Regions from separate parts of the Homo sapiens genome. Here region 2 is linked to region 1. Evidence: chromatin contacts called from ENCODE Hi-C or POLR2A ChIA-PET data. All regions are on one chromosome and are shown on one strand. Each heading gives the region's core, a stretch centred on a gene start or an enhancer-like site at or near the end of the contact. The rest is flanking DNA. Distances are from core to core; before and after follow the strand shown.

Region 1 (4,148 bases), core at 736-3,235:
ACAGAGGTGTGCGAAGATAGCCACACAGTGGTGATCACTATAGCTTAGCTAGTCAGAGTAGCCAAGTGGTCATGAATGATGGGATGGAATACAGTCACCAGTAAAAACCATAAAGTAGGCCGGGTGCGGTGGCTCACCCCTGTAATTCCAGCACTTTGGGAGGCCAAGGCGGGCGGATCACGAGGTCAGGAGATTGAGACCATCCTGGCTAACAGTGAAACCCCGTCTCTACTAAAAATACCAAAAATTAGCCAGGCATGGCGGCAGGTGCCTGTAGTCCCAGCTACTGGCGAGGCTGAGGCAGGAGAATGGCGTGAACCCGGGAGGCGGAGCTTGCAGTAAGCCCAGATCGCGCCACTGCACTGCAGCCTGGGTGACAGAACAAGACTCCGTCTCAAAAAAACAAAAAAACCCCATAAAGTGTGGCCAGGCGCGGTGGCTCGTGCCTGTAATCCCAGCACTTTGGGAGGCCAAGGTGGAAGGATCACCTGAGGTCAGGAGTTCGAGACCAGCCTGGCCAACATGGCGAAAACCCATCTCTGCTAAAAATACAAAAATTAGCTGGGTGTGGTGGCAGGTGCCTGTAATCCCAGCTACTCGGGAGGCTGAGGCAGGAGAATCGCTTGAACCTGGGAGGTGGAGCTTGCAGTGAGCCCAGATTGTGCCACTGCACTCCAGCCTGGGCAATAGAGCAAGACTCCGTCTCAAAAAAATAAAAACAAAACCCCACAAAAAACCATGAGGTAGAATATTTATTGACAGTTCATAACATATTGCTGAGTGGAAAAAGCACCAGAAAACAAGGTCTAGTATAATACTAGTTTTGTAAAACAAAAACTGCCTGTGTCCGCAGGGTGCTGTGGCTCACGCCTCTAATCCCCAGCACTTTGGGAGGCCAAGGTGGGCGGATCACCTGAGGTTGGGAGTTCGAGACCAGCCTGACCAACAAGGAGAAACCCCGCCTCTACTAAAAATACAAAAATTTGCCGGGCGTGGTGGCGCATGCTGCCTGTAATCCCAGCTACTCAGGAGGCTGAGGTAGGAGATCACTTGAATCCAGGAGGCGGAGGTTACAGTGAGCCAAGATCACGCCACTGCACTCCAGCCTGGGCAACAAGAGCGAAACTCTGTCTCAAAACAAAACAAAAAACTGCCTGTGTGTTCAAGGATATGCACAAAAATGTCTAGTTGGTTATCTCTGGGTGATGATTACTGATGGGTAACTCCTCCGACATTATTTTGCATTTTTTTATTTTCACATTTGTGTTTCACGTATTACTTTGTTCACCTTTCCCAACATTCCTAAATCACGGCTGTTCAATGCAAAAGAAAATTAATTTTTTTCGAGGGCAGGGGAACGGGAATAAAGGTGGAAGGACCTCTGCAGAGGCAGCCCTGGTTGCCCAACTGCAGAAACGTGTATTATTTAGCCCTTGCCTTCATTAATCGCTCCCTTAAGCACTCAAAACAGCAAAGCTAACAAAAGCATGCTCCTTGTACAGGGCCAGCGACTAATGTGCAGGGCTCAAGGGCAGCTAGAGGATCCGCCTGCAGAGGCCGCCTAGCTCGAGCTTCACAACACCGACCGCACTAACCGAAGTGCGGCCAGAAAAAGGAACAGGTGGATCCCACTTGCAAAGTGCTCAGGCCACTGCTGCGACCAGCACTTCTTCTTTGGCTTCAGGTCTACCGAGCAATTAGTCACCTGTGCCGACACCGCAAGTGCGCCCCGCCCGCCGGCCCGCCTGCCTTCCCTAGAGAAACCGCTCCAGACAGCTCAGCCACCGCGTCAGCCCCGCCCACTGCGGCAGCGACGGGACCCGAGCCCGTCTAATGGATGCTGAGGGCTCAGATGCCGAAGGCTGCCTCCGTCACACCCACTGCTATTGGCTGGCAGCAAACAGCGGAAATCCTCACGCGGCATCGGTTGCCATGGACACCCCTCCAGTAGCGTCAGAACCCGTGGTGCCCCACGACAGCCACAGCCTCCTGAGCTTCCGGCGTCCCCCGGCAGGTGGCGCCGAGAGCAGCGGGAGCCCCAGGAATGTGCTGACTAACGTTGCCGGCGAGGGACAGATGGGCCCAGGGCTACAGCCGCGGCGCAGCGCCGGGCATGGTGGGGTTCCCTTCCTTGCCAAAAAACGCCCTGAGGCAGGGGCTGCCTGGACGACCTCCAATCCTGGCCACGCGCTGCACCGTTGGGACATTTGCTCACCAAGGAATAAGTGCTCGTCATTCATGGGAAACCCCAGACCAGGATCAACACATTAATCACATTTTAAAAATAGGAATATTCCAAGGGCTCGAATAATTCCTTTTTACAAATGAAACCACTAGTAACTGACTTGTTTTTGTAAGGCAGATTGCTAGCCCAAGATTTATTTTTGGTTTTAGTGAAGGCCCTTCACCTGCAAGGAGATAAAAAAATTGCTACTTAATTTTCCTGAAACTCATTTATTGTATAGGAGAAGGTGCACCTTAAGGTTTCTGCAGCCCAGTGACGAGAAGGAAGTTATATTTCTTAGGGATTCTCACCCCTGACTACACATTAAAATCAAGGGGGAAAGAAGTGGGCCCCACCCAACTGACCCCACCCCGTGATTTCAACTGTATTGTTCTGGTGAGGTTCCTGGTGTCTGAGCGCTCCCCAGATGATTGTAATGTGCGGCCAGGATGGAGAATCAGAGATAACGTATATGGAAGAAGTATCTGGTAAAACTAAGTTACTATACAAATGGGGGGTGTGGTTTCCTCTTTAAATGATTCCTTAGGCTTGTCGTCTCAATTCTTGTATAACAAAAATTCATTTCTAAGGTATGGGAAAAGAACTATCCTCCCAGAGTAACCTAACTGCCCAGCCAGCCCTGTTCTATAGGAGTCCAGGAAGGACAGGACCCTTGCTCCAGAGTTCTCCCTACTGGGGGCATCCTTCCAGAGGGGAGAATTTGCAAGTCTAATCAGACTCCTGGATAGTAACTGGGCCTCCTTTGAAAGCAGGCAAGAGCATGCATTACAAGGTTTCATGTAGATTTGCTCACCCAGGTGGCAGAGCTAGGTTTTACTTTTTTTTTTTTTTTTTTTTAAAGGGAGAAAGACTGGACAACTTGCTTCTTCTCTCCTGCACCCTGACACTTTCTCTGTTTGTATCCCCCACCTTCCATCCCACCTTCCATGCTGATGACAGAATATGATCTTAATGTTCAGCTTCTTGTCTGAGAGAAGGTAACCAACCCATGTGTACTTCTATCTTCATTCTGCCTTTTTTTTTTTTTTTTTTTTTTGAGGCAGGATCTTGCTCTGTCATCCAGGCTGGAGTGCAGTGGCATGATCACAGCTCACTGCAGCCTCAACCTTCTGGGCTCAAGTGATCCTCCCACCTCTGCGACTCCAAGAATGTACCACCACACTCAGCTAATTTTTTATTTGTATTTTTAGTAGAGACAGGGTCTCATTATGTTCCCCAGGCTGGTCTTGAACCCCTAGGCTCAAGCAATCCTCCCATTTTGGCCTCCCAAAGTGCTAGGATTACAGGCGCCCTTGCCTGGCCTCCTTCTGCTTTTGATTTCTAGTGGACTTCCACGATAAGCATCTTCATTTTACCATTTTATTCCATCACACAATTTCACTGTTATTCATAAAGGTATGCTGCCTCCTCTATCACACTGTTACTTTTTTTTGAGATAGGGCCTCACTCTGTCACCCAAGCTGGAGGGCAGTGGTGCAATCTTGGCTTACTGCAACCTCCGCCTCCTGAATTTGTGATCCTCCAACCTGGCTACTTCTTTTTTTTTTGTTTGGGTAGGGATGGGGTTTCACCATGTTGGCCAGGTTGGTCTCGAACACCTGACCTCAAGTGATCCACCTGCCTCAGCCTCCCAAAGCGCTGGGATTGCAGGCCTGAGCCGCTGCACCCCAGCCTTATCACACTGTTACTTAAGTATCCATTAACTAAATATAGTGGAAATCCAAGCAGCAAAGATACATCGTTATGTGGGATTCACCAAGAATAATTTCTAAAATGAACTAGAAACTGACAGACACCATGACATGAGGTTCTGACCAGAAAGAAAAGGGGACCCAAAGGTAAAACGGAAATAGAGATAATGAAAATGATGAAAGAGAACAGAAGGGAGGGGGAAAGTGTGTGT
Region 2 (4,188 bases), core at 1-2,500, 380 kb after region 1:
AGTTTGAGGCTGCAGTGAGCTACGATTGTGCCACTGTACTCCAGCCTGGGCAACAGAGCGAGGCATGGACTGTAAAAGCAAAGGAAAAAGAATGGGGGAATCGGCATCAGTAGCCTACTCTGGTGGCATTGTAGACCTTGGTTGTGGTGATGCAGCAGCAAATGTACTTATAAGGAAATCCTCTCTCCTGTTTACTCAAATGAGTTTGTCTGGTTTGAAGGCTTGAGTTAGAAGCACTTTGGCCACGAAGCAGCACAATAGGCTGCCGGCAGCTGTGTCCCCTCCAGGAAGGCTTTTCATAAGCATCTCAGTTGTTTTTGCAGTATTTGCTCTTCCGTAGGCAGGTTTGGAGTCCTACTTATCCTTAAGCTGTTAGAAACGTAGGTGTGCTGTGATTGGCATCACCCCACCTAAAATGTTCCAGGATACAAACAGTGCTCATTGCTCATTGACGTTTGCTCCAGCGAAGACCAAACAGCTCTTTTCAGACTCTTCACTCCTAATAAACACTTTATGTGTTAGCAATTGGCAGATTCTTAACCACAAGCCTCCTGAAAAGGGCTTTACTCAGTGGTTAGACCTGTTTGGATGACTTGTTGGTCGTTTCACACGTGAGCTTTTACTGAAATCCTTGTTAATATGTGTACAATAGGCCCGCGACTGTGTTTCTTACGAGCTTCTGCCTGCCTGGGTTCAGGTAAAGAGATGCAGAGGCGTGCTGGCTCGCTGCTAACACGGCGCCTTTGCACTTCTGCTGCAGCCTTATGGGGGAAGGAGTCTTTCATGTGTCTTATTAACCCTGCGCAGGTGAAATCTCCTTAGCTTCAGCTTATTTCTTATTACAGAATAGCTTTCCATGTCTACTACCCTCCCTTATTTCTGCATCCCAGCCAAATTATAACTCAGATGCTAATTAACAGCTGCCCCAGAGATACCAATAGCACTCGCATTTTGCATTTGGAGCTCAGATCAAAATACGGGCTGAGCTAAGAGCATATGTGCGTTTCTGAGCATTTCCAGGAATAACTTGGCCTTAACCTTCTCTTGGTTTCTCTGGATGGTTTGGTCATAAACAGATCAGCCTCACGATGTCTTCTGTTTTTCTTTTCTTTCACCTATGAAAAGAAACTGCTTGGAAACTCCCTGCTGAAACTGGAAGGTGATGACCGTCTAGACATGAACTGCACGCTGCCCTTCAGTGACCAGGTAATGCTTGCATGGGCACGGCCAGCTGGTGTCTGGTTACAGCCACACCCCATCAAGAAAGAAAGGGCTGTGGAGGCCTTGTTGCTCTTACTAGAGATTGTTCTGGTGACGTGACCGTGCTTATGTTCTGCCTTCGGACTTCTGCCCTTGCAGGTGGTGTTGGTGGGCACCGAGGAAGGGCTCTACGCCCTGAATGTCTTGAAAAACTCCCTAACCCATGTCCCAGGAATTGGAGCAGTCTTCCAAATTTATATTATCAAGGACCTGGAGAAGCTACTCATGATAGCAGGTGTGAGGCCAAGGACATGGTGTTTTTTCTTTACTTTCAAGGGAGCCAATATGTTGAAGCCACGTTTCATGCTCGTAAAACACAAAATAGTAGAGAGGAGCCGTTGTAGCTCTTATCTCTGTGTCCCCATAGATGCCCAAGCCTCAGCTAATGGACCCCCTCTGTCCAGATTCAGTTCCCTTCCAGTATCCAGTTTAGCACAGTCTGACATTCCCAAAGAACATCCCACTGTTAGGCCAAGTGAAGAGTGCTAAGCCTCGAAGACTATCTAAAGCCAAACCCTTTGTCCTGATTGCAACGAAACCACCGTGGGCCCTGACCTTCTGAGAGCTTGCTTGCTCTGTTAACTCTGTGATCTCTCTCAAGTCACCATTTGCTAATATTTTGTCATAATTTTTTTCTCTGTCTTCTTAACACACACACACACACACACACACACACACACACACACACACACACACACTCTCTCTCTCTCTCTCTCTCTCTCTTTCCTGAACCATTTGAGAGTTAGTTGCAGGTATGACGCCAAGTTCTTCAGTATATCAACCTAAGGATTGAAGACATTCTGTCACATAACCAGGGTACAGTTTATTTCTCTCTGTCTGTGTTAGTGACATTATTTTTAAAGGGGAAAAGAGTAATATATCGATTCAGTGTTCAAAACAACAACAGTTAGGTCTTGTTTCAGGCATGGCTGGATCCGGGGACTGACATACTATGGACAAGAACTGGCCTTTCTTAATCTCAGCTCTTTTTCCTCCGTCTCTTCCTCTCTTCCTTATTTTATTCTTTAGAGCAGTTTTAGATTCACAGCAAAATTGAAAGGTACAGAGAGTTCCCATATACCCCCGTTCTCATATATGCATAGCCTCCCCCACTACCAACATCCCCCACCAGAGTGATACGTTCGTTAGAGTCAGTGAACCTACATTGACACATTGACAGTGACACATCATTGTCACCCCAAGTCTACAGTTTACATTATAGAGTTCTTTCTTGGTGGTATACATTCTATGGGTTTTGAAAAACATATAATGACATGTATCCACACATAGAGTATCATATAGAATAGTTTCACATACTATAATTTCTGCATTTAGGAAATTTACCCTTACTATAATACAAGTATCCGCTATGCTGCCCATAATTGGATTTTACCTGTGGCTTCTATAATGTCCCAGAATTTGCATTGCATTTAATCATGTCTCTCTAGTCTCCTTTAATCTGAACGGTTCCTCAGCCTTTTGTCTCTCCTGACATCCACATATTTGGATAGTCCAAGTCTGTTTTTTCATAGAATGCCTCCTCATTCCTCCCTCACACATTCGTTCTTTACTTTGCTGGGGAGCATGTTTGAAAGTACAGTTCACATTCTCCAATTTTATGTCTGCAGAATTCCACCCTCCTCAGAATCTTGACTAAAAGGCCAAATGTTATTGTCTTAGATTTAAATCATGGACTTGGGCCGGGCGTGGTGGCTCACGCCTGTAATCTCAGCACTTTGGGAGGCTGAGGCGGGCAGATCACAAGGTCAGGAGTTTGAGACCAGCCTGACCAACATGGCGAAACCCCATCTCTACTAAAAATACAAAAAAAAATTAGCCAGGCGTGGTAGCATGCACCTGTAATCCCAGCTACTCAGGAGGCTGAGGCAGGAGAATTGCTTGAACCCAGGAGGCAGAGGTTTTAGTGAGCCGAGATTGTACCATTGCACTCCAGTGTGGGCAACAGAGCAAGACTCTGTCTCAAAAATTTAAAAAAAAAAAATAAATAAATCATGGACCTAAAATGTGTTTATATGGATTTGTGGAAAACTCAGATCATCTGTGTGGCCTCTTGTGACTTTTACTTGTGACTAGAACTAGAACCACCATCCCGTACCTTTACTTAACGGCTTCACACTGACGAGAGGTTGTTCCTTTTCCTGTTCAGGAGAAGAGCGGGCACTGTGTCTTGTGGACGTGAAGAAAGTGAAACAGTCCCTGGCCCAGTCCCACCTGCCTGCCCAGCCCGACATCTCACCCAACATTTTTGAAGCTGTCAAGGGCTGCCACTTGTTTGGGGCAGGCAAGGTAAGCTCCCCTCAGAGTCCTAGCTGGTGGAATGTTCTGGAAATTGACACTACCTCTCTTCCCACAGAGCTCGTTGATTTGACCTTCAAGATAGTGTCAACTTAAATAACAAACAGAGAGGGGCTCTCTTGAAAGAAAAGAGATTGATTTGGGAACAGGGCTTTGCAATGGGAATACACGTGCCATTGTAAACTATGTGGGTATCTAGGGAGATAAAGGAAGACAGAGGTTTGTAAGTGAGGATTCCATAGTCTTTTTGAAATAATTATCCTTGGCTTCAAAGATTAATAACAAGACTGACGCTTGTCTAAGGTTGGACAGATAGTCACTGGGCGGATGTCCTTGCAGAAGTATTTTTTGTGTAAGATTGCAATGGCCTGGCCGGGCGCGGTGGCTCATGCCTGTAATCCCAGCACTTTGGGAGGCCGAGGCAGGTGGATCACGAGGTCAAGAGATCAAGACCATCCTGGCCAACATGGTGAAACCCTGTCTCTACTAAAAATACAAAAATTAGCTGGGCACGGTGGCGGGCGCCTGTAATCCCAGCTACTCGGGAGGCTGAGGGAGGAAAATGACTTGAACCCAGGAGGCGGAGGTTGCAGTGAGCCGAGATTGCGCCAC

What was found. A loop is a pair of places that touch in the nucleus more often than their neighbours do. ChIA-PET counts read pairs that join two places held with the same protein, here RNA polymerase II (POLR2A). Pooled maps may share reads with other maps.
Region 2: a pooled map shows a loop between it and region 1 (2.5-fold over the local background). The contact joins two enhancer-like sites. A Hi-C loop is called at or near these places in 5 of 50 pooled maps. POLR2A ChIA-PET finds 5 or more read pairs at or near these places in 2 of 52 experiments (HEK293 and MCF 10A).

Annotation. Positions count from the first base shown.
Region 1 is chr12:120,084,933-120,089,080 of GRCh38, reverse strand. All of the region lies in intron 8 of BICDL1 (BICD family like cargo adaptor 1), which reads right to left. Among named protein-coding and RNA genes, the nearest start is that of RAB35, 30 kb to the left of the region's middle. RefSeq lists an enhancer at 1,677-1,756. Within about 2 kb of position 1,985, at least 21 of the 41 ENCODE cell types and tissues checked have a DNase peak (open chromatin) inside an H3K27ac peak, as active enhancers do.
Region 2 is chr12:119,707,558-119,711,745 of GRCh38, reverse strand. CIT (citron rho-interacting serine/threonine kinase) reads left to right here. Exons shown (of 48, transcript NM_001206999.2): 38 at 1,126-1,206; 39 at 1,360-1,495; 40 at 3,428-3,567. Among named protein-coding and RNA genes, the nearest start is that of MIR1178, 4.1 kb to the left of the region's middle. Within about 2 kb of position 1,250, at least 4 of the 41 ENCODE cell types and tissues checked have a DNase peak (open chromatin) inside an H3K27ac peak, as active enhancers do.